Regions from separate parts of the Homo sapiens genome. Here all the other regions are linked to region 2. The links are chromatin contacts, found by Hi-C or POLR2A ChIA-PET in ENCODE. All regions are on one chromosome and are shown on one strand. The core of a region is the stretch at or near the end of the contact, and the rest is flanking DNA. Distances in the headings are between cores, read along the strand shown.

The links. Hi-C counts contacts between places; a loop is a spot of excess contacts on that map. ChIA-PET counts read pairs that join two places held with the same protein, here RNA polymerase II (POLR2A). Pooled maps may share reads with other maps.
Region 1: POLR2A ChIA-PET joins it to region 2 with 10 read pairs in activated CD4-positive, alpha-beta T cell. The contact joins two enhancer-like sites. A Hi-C loop is called at or near these places in 1 of 168 maps with a recorded cell type or tissue (heart left ventricle). POLR2A ChIA-PET finds 5 or more read pairs at or near these places in 2 of 52 experiments (A549 and activated CD4-positive, alpha-beta T cell).
Region 3: a map with no recorded cell type shows a loop between it and region 2 (5-fold over the local background). The contact joins the promoter of RTN4IP1 here to the enhancer-like site in region 2. A Hi-C loop is called at or near these places in 9 of 37 single-sample maps with no recorded cell type and 9 of 50 pooled maps.

Annotation. Positions count from the first base shown.
Region 1 is chr6:105,507,994-105,511,500 of GRCh38, forward strand. No RefSeq gene overlaps it. Among named protein-coding and RNA genes, the nearest start is that of PREP, 110 kb to the left of the region's middle. Within about 2 kb of position 2,143, at least 2 of the 41 ENCODE cell types and tissues checked have a DNase peak (open chromatin) inside an H3K27ac peak, as active enhancers do.
Region 2 is chr6:106,101,999-106,105,359 of GRCh38, forward strand. It overlaps PRDM1 (PR/SET domain 1), which reads left to right. Exons shown (of 7, transcript NM_001198.4): 5 at 2,827-3,361. Among named protein-coding and RNA genes, the nearest start is that of PRDM1, 17 kb to the left of the region's middle. RefSeq lists an enhancer at 2,776-3,361. Within about 2 kb of position 1,878, at least 8 of the 41 ENCODE cell types and tissues checked have a DNase peak (open chromatin) inside an H3K27ac peak, as active enhancers do.
Region 3 is chr6:106,627,814-106,631,280 of GRCh38, forward strand. RTN4IP1 (reticulon 4 interacting protein 1) reads right to left here and starts at 1,685. Exons shown (of 9, transcript NM_032730.5): 1 at 935-1,685. The coding sequence starts at 1,208. It overlaps QRSL1 (glutaminyl-tRNA amidotransferase subunit QRSL1), which reads left to right and starts at 1,765. Exons shown (of 11, transcript NM_018292.5): 1 at 1,765-1,892. The coding sequence starts at 1,869. RefSeq lists enhancers at 1,767-1,906, 1,937-1,996.

The DNA.
Region 1 (3,507 bases), core at 893-3,392, 590 kb before region 2:
TTTTACTAAAATTCTTCTTTGACCACATACCAATTTGTCTTCTTTGAGCCTATGAGACTATGCTCATTTGGATGTCTGTGGTTTATGAAGTGGGGCCATCTAGCTATTTAAATTGTACTTTGGGAGTTTCTCAAAAGAGGCCAGATATAGACACTAAATATTATGATCTCAAAATACAACAGATAGATAAGTGCACTTGTTAGGGTTGCAAAACATATGCACATTAACTATACATGTTATTTAAACATGTATATATTGAGAGGTCAACTTTTTCTTCCTGTGTGGCCCTACTTACATTAACTATTAAACTGCATTTTAAATGTAAATTAAAGGTATCTAAATACAAGCACTTTTATGTTAGTTGCACAAGTAACAATTTACTTCACTCAGTTATGCATCCATTTTTGTTTTGTTTTTACAGGAAGTGAAATCCCTGTCACCAGAGAGAACCTTAGGTAAGCCAGGGATTTCTCATTTGAAATAAGTGTGTTGTTCACATTATGCCTTTAAACATTTATCCTAAATCAACCCTTTAATCTAGGAGTCTTTGATCCTAGTTCTTTTCTAGAGTCTTCAATACCAGAGCTTCCCCCAAGTTATTCTTGTGTAAATCGATATCATGGATGTTAGAAGGCAATAAATGAACAATGCCACATCTAGTATTTATAACAACAGGGATTATTAACTTAATTACCTTATCCTTTTGAAATATCTGAAGAAGAATTATGACCTCTGGGACACCAGCAACAGTCTCCTAATCTATTTCTTAAGTTATAGCGGCAAAGTCTGCAGCAGGCATCCCTACGTGCTCTGGCTTATTGCAGTCACTATGGTGGCATTTAGTGGTGTTCTGTCTTCGCGGAATTCTAAAGGCAGATGCTTATTTCAGGAGTTTTCTATTTCATTCAGAAATGAAATGTCAAAATTAAATTTGGGGACCAATGTGGAAGCATCAACTTTTAATTTTGTCAAATGAGAACAATAATCATTTTTTATCATATTCATAACTTCAAAAAAGAAAGACATTTGAACATAAAAATAGTAAGTAGAAAATAAACTCAAACTAAAGAACAAATCTTTATGGAAAAACTCCGTACATTGTCTTTATCTTGTTTTTTCCATATAGATTGGGAAGAAAATGCATAATTGATAACAAAGATGAAGGGAATTAGAAAATCTAAAAATCTTAAATAAAATCAGAAGGGTCATTTGCTGTGTTTAGATAAAAATCATTTGACAGTATTCCTTTATAGTAAGTGAAGTTAAAAGAGCGAATGATTTAAGGGTTTTAAAAAAATCTGCCCCTTCAATTACTGTAATTCTATGGGACATGTTCCTTCAATAGGATAAGACTGTTCTTAGAACATCATCCCTAAAATTAGACTGCAGGGAAATTTATCTCAGTATTTTCTAAACTTTTCAGGTGGTCAAATGAAAGTCATTATTCAAGAGGTTATTAATATGGTGATTTTAACTGGTAGCGATAATAATAACCATATATAAATGTTAAAGAATGGCAGTCCTATATAAAACAATATTTCCTGGTAAATCTATTTTTAAAACATTTTAGACGGAAAATTATCATACCCCACAGAACAAAAAATTTGCAAAAGATGTTTTCAACTCCTTTCCTATCCAATTCTCATTTCCTGTCTACTGGCCTCAGGGGTATAAGCCAAGCAAAATTTCAAAAGCTCTTGGAAAAACAGAAGCTGTGTGTGTGTGTGTGTGTGTGTGCATGTGTGTGTGTGTGGGGTGGGGAGGTGGAAGGCCATTAAAAGAAAAACAGATTTAAAATGTCCCTTTTTGGGGTAATTTGCGTATCTCTTGCAAAGGCTCAGACACACACACTCTCTGGCTTTGTGAATTTCCCTGTGATTGCAGAGGCTGATTGATGATGTGCTGTGATGAGAGAATCCAGTGGAAGCATTCACTGAAGGAACAGAAATGATTTGGGAGACACTGAAGTGATCTTATCATTTGGGTTATCAATAACTAAGCCTCTATAAATATCAACACTTCATCCATTACATAGTGAAAAACACAGAGGCTACCAACTGGGATCTGGACTGGGTGTAATGCAATGATTCAGTATCCTTTGGAGTTGGAGGGCCCGGCTGAGAGAGGGCCACAGAGTGGAGCTGTGGAGTCGAAATGGGTGGGAGCAGCCGCGCCCACAGTTAGGGGTCAGTGTGTGTTCAGACACTACAGTGAGCATCTCTGCGAGGATGGGTTTATGCAGAAAGAAGAGGGATCATGAAAAGTGCAATCCCTGTGTCCTGAGATACTCCAGCAGTATAGGAAATTGACGTTAGTGTCTATGGTTTCCTGTCAACGGGGAATCTAAGAGAAAAGTGTTAAAAAAGCCACTTGTTTCAACTATAAAGAGATGTTACCCAGATTTCTCACTCTGTAAGTGCCAGGGACAAACATATGACAGGCAGAACAGGACGTCAGAGAACAGTAATGCTAAAAGATAGGAATAGGATGTGTGTAAAATATTCCCTCAGTACATTGCTGCTAATCTGTCAGGAGGAGTGGGGCTGGCTAATGAGGTAATGAAAGAAGAATAATGCAAATTATAGTTCATATTTACTATGAAATGATTCTGTTTCAGGCTCTATGCTCAAGGTTCTATTCAGTCACCAAACCTGTGCTTCTGAAAGAGGACAGCGTAGATTAATAAGGAAATCAGTTATTGGTAGCTGCCTTTTGTTATCAACACTGACAAATTTGCTGTCTTTACTATGCCTTCCAAGTGACTAATATCAGTAGATTTGGTTAATAGAAAGAGTGAAGTCTAAATACTGAAAAAGAATAAACAAAATGCAGATAAATATTTTGAAATGATTCAGATTGGGAAAGTCCTAATACCACTGCTAAGCTTTCAACATTTTCCTTGCCACAGAATGATTCCTCTGAGAACAAAGTAATTGTTGACTTCAAAGAACTCTGAGGAAGTTCAGTGGATGGAAAGAATTTGGCTAGCAACAGGATGAATCAAATCTAGATTTTTTCCTATCACTAGTATATGTGTGTGTCTGTGTGTGTGTGTGTGTAGAGCACATGAATATTTCCATACAATTTAACTCACTACCTAAAGTGTTTCTCAATATTAAAAATGCACTGAAGAATGGAAATGCCCTTCCTATTTGGTAACTACTCCAAAGATGCCTTGGAGTTGTTCCATACCTGGGCTACACCTACACTCTATTAATTATGGAGAGTACTGTTCCCCAAATCTAGCTGGGCCCCAGAATCATATCAGGACCTTTAAAAGTATTTATTCTTTTATCATAGTCCTACTGAATTGGCTTCTTCAGAGGTGGAGGTGGAAATATATATATTTGTGCAAGTGATGCTGAAAACAGTCTGGGTGTACACTTACATTTAATTCAGGTTGGCAGTGAATCTTGTGAGCCACTCATCTAAACAGCTCAATTGACAGGTTAAGTGACTGCTACCTGTTCCAACTGAAGTTATTCCCTCAATAACAGCAGATCTGTG
Region 2 (3,361 bases), core at 628-3,127:
AACCCATCTAGAAAACAGTTGACCAAATTATAGACTTCTAAATGTTAATCTGCTTTCTCAGTTTCAGTTGAAAAGAGACTTTGTTTTGCCTACTGCAGAACTTCTAGGTTCTTTCTTATAGTCTTGGGGTTCTTATTATAGATCGAAAATGTGAGTCGGCATAATTAAGCCATTCGGAGTCTTCAGAAGCAGTTCACTCTTGAAATGACTCCGTCCGCCTACAGCCATTTAAGATTTCAGAACAAAAACAGATCTTGATTTTCTTTTTCATGTTAACTCAAGCTGTTGCTGAGTGGGAGAGTCAGAAATGACACCAGCTCCACTGATTACTCAGCTGCTGAAGGATGATTTTTTAAAATGCACCTTTACTGTATATGGACTTCCTAATTTCCACCTGTAGAGCATCTTAGGGAGGCTAACATGTCACTCTGGATGTTCTTTTAGAATAAGATGCAAATCTATTTTTCTGAAGGCATTAGAGATAGCAAACATTTATTGTGAGTTTACTATATACTAGGCACTGTGCTAAGTGTTTTGCATAGAAAGTTTAAAATTCTGGCTTTTTTGTTGGCCCAATCATAAGTTTCATATCAGTTCAACATTCAAATTATATTAAGGTACTTAAGAAGAATCCCTGGCTAAATGTGAGGGGCAGTGCCACAGATGGACTGAAACTTTATGCTTATTGCACATTTATGCTATTATTATTTGTTGAATTATAGAACCAAGGGAGTGTGGAAGCCACTGGAAAAAATATGAGACTTAGATACATAATTTGAGTAAAAATGGCTCAAAGTCATGAGGGTAAAGTTTTTTGTATTTCCATTTTATTCGAGCGGCATCGTTTTTAAAAATCATTATGAATTTGACCCTATATAGATGTTTCCAAATAATTCTTTTTCACCTTCATAAAATTCCTTCCTGTGGCTGTGAGATGCCTTGCCTATCAGTTTTCAAGCTTAGTTGTCTTTCTCATCCTTTACCATTTTAGCTTTAAAAAACAAAAGTGACAATTAGAACTTCCTGCCTGCTGGGCCTCACTGAAAGACCGATATTGGCCTGATAAGGAGATATTTATTTTGTTTTAGTGGCTTCAGAAATCCCTCTCCCTCAGCAAGCTTTCCATCACGGCCCCCCCGTCAGCATCTTCCCTGATAGCGTTCTTCTCTGTGTTTATTCTGGGGCTTCAGGCTCGCCCAGGAGGAACTGATAACCGCTGGCAGGAGATAACATTCTCTAAGGGGCTCTCAAATTGGAATCGAATCCCTCAAGCCAGTCAGCCTAGAGAATACATTTAAAGGGTTCAGTTCTGGAGTTTCACAGAGTTCATTTCTAGACCTATCAGATAGCAAGTGTGGAGTTCTTTCTCAACTAAATTCAAGCAGAGACATTTTTTAGACGATGAAGGATATTTGCACAAAGGCTTCAGCATGATCCCCCAAACCTGCTGCCTCTGAAGGCATCTCCACACATTGACAGCCAATGCCTTCAGTGCGTTCCTAGGGCAGGTGTCCTGGCTTGAGTGACTGTCCTCCAATAATCAGAGCTCAAACTAAACATCGTATGTTTTACTTTTGGTTTCCAGGCAAGGCTGAGCAGGGAATTTTCAGTTTTCCCTGCCCAGATGGGTGTTTTTTCCTGAAGGCATCATTTATTGTGTAGCGAGGAGACAGGGCTGGCTGTGGCAGGGATAGTCTAGAACTGTCCTCATTGCTGCTGTTCCTAAATAGTATCTTTACCAAGTAATAACGTGCCGTCTTTGGGAATAAGTGCTTTCCTCTTAGCCTGTTCTGTTTTCTTGGGTGCGCTAAGTAATTGAACTGGCTCAGGAAGTACCTATTGTGGTTTGGCAGAGGTGACTGTCACGCCTTGTGACTCCAGGGGCCAGCACTGCTGGGATCCTGGCTAGACCAGACAGAGCCTTGGTGAAGTGCTTAGGCTGTCTGCACATCGCGAGGAAGGTGGTATTCACTTCGCTAAGCTCCTTGGCATAGGCAGTTTGAACAGGGCTTTATCAAATTCGTATTCAACAAGAGTAGAAGCGAAAATTGATGACTGTGTATTACTTGAAATGAGTCTTAATCTTTCACATTTAGTTCTCAGGGTATGCTGATTTCCTTTAGGTAAACCATGAACATCAGAAAGACTTTTATTAACCTATGACAGGGTCCCCACCCCAGTATTTTTCCACTCCATTAAAATGGAAGTTTTTTTTTTTTTTTTCTTTTTTGAGACAGAGTTTTGCTCTTGTTGCCCAGTCTGGAGTGCAATGGCACAATCTCGGCTCACCACAACCTCCACCTCCCAGATTCAAGCGATTCTTCTGCCTCAGCCTCCCAAGTAGCTGGGATTACAGGTGTGCGCCACCACGCCCAGCTAATTTTGTATTTTTAGTAGAGATGGGGTTTCTCCATGTTGGTCAGGCTGGTCTCGAACTTCCGACCTCAGGTGATCCGCCCACCTCGGCCTCCCAAAGTGCTGGGATTACAGGCAAGAGCCACTGCATCCAGCTTAGGCTATCTTACTCCAGCCTAAACAGCAATTTTCTATCATAAGGTCTGTACTAATGAAAACAGAATCACCCAAGGCTGCTGTTTGTTCTGTCTGTGCTGCCATTGTCCGCATTTTGCTGAGGAGGAAACGGAACTGCACTTTTGAGTGAGTGGCCCAGAGCCTTCTAGAATGAGAGTGCGTTGGAAGCCAGATATGTGGCGATTGTGTCGCCAGCTGTTACTCAGGTTTTCTCAAGAAGGAGGAGCAACTTTGGCAGTTTTGCTTCAGTTCTCTCTAGCCCTCTGTGTAATCGCCCCTTTTTCTTTATTTCAGCACAAACACAGAGCAGTCTAAAGCAACCGAGCACTGAGAAAAATGAACTCTGCCCAAAGAATGTCCCAAAGAGAGAGTACAGCGTGAAAGAAATCCTAAAATTGGACTCCAACCCCTCCAAAGGAAAGGACCTCTACCGTTCTAACATTTCACCCCTCACATCAGAAAAGGACCTCGATGACTTTAGAAGACGTGGGAGCCCCGAAATGCCCTTCTACCCTCGGGTCGTTTACCCCATCCGGGCCCCTCTGCCAGAAGACTTTTTGAAAGCTTCCCTGGCCTACGGGATCGAGAGACCCACGTACATCACTCGCTCCCCCATTCCATCCTCCACCACTCCAAGCCCCTCTGCAAGAAGCAGCCCCGACCAAAGCCTCAAGAGCTCCAGCCCTCACAGCAGCCCTGGGAATACGGTGTCCCCTGTGGGCCCCGGCTCTCAAGAGCACCGGGACTCCTACGCTTACTTGAACGCGTCCTACGGCACGGAAGGTTTGGGCTCCTACCCTGGCTACGCACCCCTGCCCCACCTCCCGCC
Region 3 (3,467 bases), core at 435-2,934, 530 kb after region 2:
GCGTTCTTGGCTCACTGCAACCTCCGCCTTCCGGATTCAAGCGATTCTCCTGCCTCAGCCTCCCACCAACACAGTGAAACTCCCGTTTCTATAAAAATACAAAAATTAGCTGGGTGTGGCGGCGCATGTCTGTAGTCCCAGCTACTTGGGAGGCTGAAGCAGGAGAATCGCTTGAACCCGGAAGGCGGAGGTTGCAGTGAGCCAGGAAAGCGCCCTTGCACTCCAGCCTGCCGATAGAGTGAGACTCTGTCTCAAAAACAAACAAAAAACCCCATAAATTCTAAACTGACTAGGAAACAACTATACTTCCGAAGCCTGTGACGGATCTCAGAATACCACAAAGTTCCCTGGACAGAAATTTAGCTACAAACATAGGCAGGGCGCAATGGCTCGTCTGTAATCCCAGCACTTAGGGGGCGGAGGCAGAGGATCGCCTGAGGTCAGGAGTTCGAGACCAGCCTGACCAACATAGTGAAACCCCATCTCTACTAAAAATACAAAAAATTAGCCCGGTGTGGTGGCATGCGCCTGTAATCCCAGCTACTCGGGAGGCTGAGGCAGGAGAAATTGCTTGAACCCAGGATGCGGAGGTTGCAGTGAGCTGAGATCAGGCCACCGCACTCTAGCCTGGGTGACAGAGTGAGACTCAGTCTCAAAAAAAAAAAAGTTAGCTACAGACACAGTTCTCAAGTCTGAACTTACATATTTAAGGACGCATGAAAACAATCAAGCTTATATTTTGTCAATACAAATGGCCAGAAGGATTCCCTGGCCATTGCAATTTCAAAAATTTTGGAAATATTTGCAGAGGTATTGTTAAAAACCTAAATGATTCATTTATGTAAACCAAAGAAGCGTAGTCAATTTTTTAAAACGGCATACCTTATGAAAGTGATTTTTTTAAAAAAGGTAACAATGTCTTTTGAAAACTTACTTCTCATATTAACGTCTATAGGATTTACACTGGCAGCGTGAACTTTGACAATGACTTCATTTGGATAGTGTATGATAGGCATCATCATGTTCTGAGTGAATCGAAGCACTTCATTCTTCCCATATTTATCTATCACCCAAGCAGGCATGACAGTGCTCCTAGGAGAGGTAGTACTAATCCTTCTAACTGAAGGCTTTTGGACAACTTTGCTTCTCCAGAAGCAAACCGCAGTGCATGCATTTCTTCTAAGTACACAAGTCTTCAGAAATTCCATTGTAAACACTGGTTGAACTGCGTGCTCAAATTCAAATACACTTGGACTGGATCAAACTCTCACCCCTGAATTCAGTCAAATTCTGCCAAACCACGGGCTAGTTTCAAAATTAAGCATGCAAAACGGAGCATTCGAAAATGAAGCTAATCTAATGGAGAAACTGAAAGAAGAATACGGAACTGTTATTCCGCTCTTCGCATATGAAATGCTCGAATTAACGTTCCAGTCAGTATTCTGTCCATTCTCCTCCCTCACTTTCACCCCCTCCACTTTAAAAAAAAAAGGGGGGGCGGGGCATTAAAAAGCAGGTGCGCAAACCCCCTAGATCCCTGCCCTGTCCTGGGAGCCCTCGGCGGGACAAGCAGACACCGCTCGCGATCCAACGCCAGAGAATCGAACGCTTGCCGACTGCCGCCGCGACCCTGGCCCGGAATCTCCTTGCCTGCCCGCTCTCCTTAGCCGCCGGGATGGCTTTGCGGCGCCAACCAATCGCCTACAAAGATCATTTCCTCGGGCTGCAATTCAACCAATCCAAGTACTCGGTGTTGAAGGGCTCAGTGACAATTAAAGATGGCTGCGCCCATGTAACATCACTAGCGACCGGTGACCTCTTTTTCCCCCTTGCCTGGCTCCTGTGGTGGCAGGCTGGGCACGAGGACCATGCTGGGCCGGAGCCTCCGAGAAGTGAGTGGAATTGGCCCGCTGAGGCCCCCGGGAGGGCGGAAAGTTTAACGGACTTCGTTGACAAAGAGTCCCTGGGCCTTACCACGCATCTTGGCCCACCTCGCTGCTTCCTCTAGAACTGAGTGGGGGATAAGTACCTTTCGATTCTTCGGGTGTACTCGCCGTACCCATTCAGGAGTTAGGACCTTAGCAGGGAAATCTCTGCACCGCGGATCTGTAGGGTGGTGAAGCGGCTTCTCACCATTAGACATTTGCTCTGGTGTAGGTCGGGATCCGGATGGTCTCGGAGTGGGCTTTGCCAAAGGGGGCTTGCGGGGCCACTTCAGTCTCTCTTCTGTCCCCGACACTTAGCTGCAGTTGTCGCTAAGAAGCCCGGCGAAACTGTAGTTTGCAAAATTCAAATGAGTAATTTTTGGCTTTTTTCAAAGAATTCGTTCTCTAGGATTTACCTACCACTAAGATACCAGTGATTTCCTAACCCGTGTCTCCATGTCCTGGACGTCGTGTTTGAATTCTAGACTGTATTTGTGAATGCTTTCTGGGCAGTTCTTCTAAATGTCACATAAGCACCCTCAAATTCACTTTAATCGGTGTTGAAGTAATCATTGTAACAGGACTTACCTCTCAACCCCCGTCTTAAAAAAGCTCTGGTATTTCTGAATTCTTAATAGACTCTTTTTAATGGCACAACTATTATCTCATTTGCCTTTAGATTCTTCCTCATCTTTCATATCCAATAAATCACTAAGCCCTCTTCATTCTATCTTGCAGATATGGCTGGAATCTGCCCTCTTACGTTATTTCTGCTGTTATAGCTTTAATTCGGGTCTTTTTGCTTCCTGGTTCACGTCACTCAACCTTAGAACTGTCTGCAGGCCCATTGCTATCAGAGTCACATAAAGCACCTGTTGAAACTAAAACTATGCCCCACTCTAGACTTAATTAGAGCTGTGTGGTAAGTTCGGGAGTATGGTTTAATGGAGGCTCCAGGTGATTTCTGGTAAGAAGTAGGCGCTGATGACCTAAACTGCCTTCCATCTTCCTTTTTATTCCACCCTAGAAGTTGTCGTTTTGTTTGTTTCCCAGCTGGCAGCGTGGAATTATAATTATAGATAGCTGTAATATATAATGAGAAATTGAAATCCACAGGCTTTAAATAATAGTTCTTCCCCCAAAATACATTATTATGTTATCATTTTAAATTGCGTCGAATCAAATTTGTTCTTTAAAAAATAAATATGCCCGGCGCGGTGGCTCACGCCTGTAATCCCAGCACTTTGGGAGGCCGAGGCGGGTGGATCACGAGGTCAGGAGATCGAGACCATCCTGGCTAACACGGTGAAACCCCATTTCTACTAAATATACAAAAAATTAGCCGGGCGTAGTGGCGGGCGCCTGTAGTCCCAGCTACTCGGGAGGCTGAGGCAGGAGAATGGCGTGAACCCGGGAGGCGGAGCTTGCAGTGAGCCAAGATCACGCCACTGCACTCCAGCCTGGGCGGCAGAGCAAGACTCCGTCTCAAAAAATAAATAAATAAAATAAAAATAAATAAACAGACAACACCCAAAACTTGTT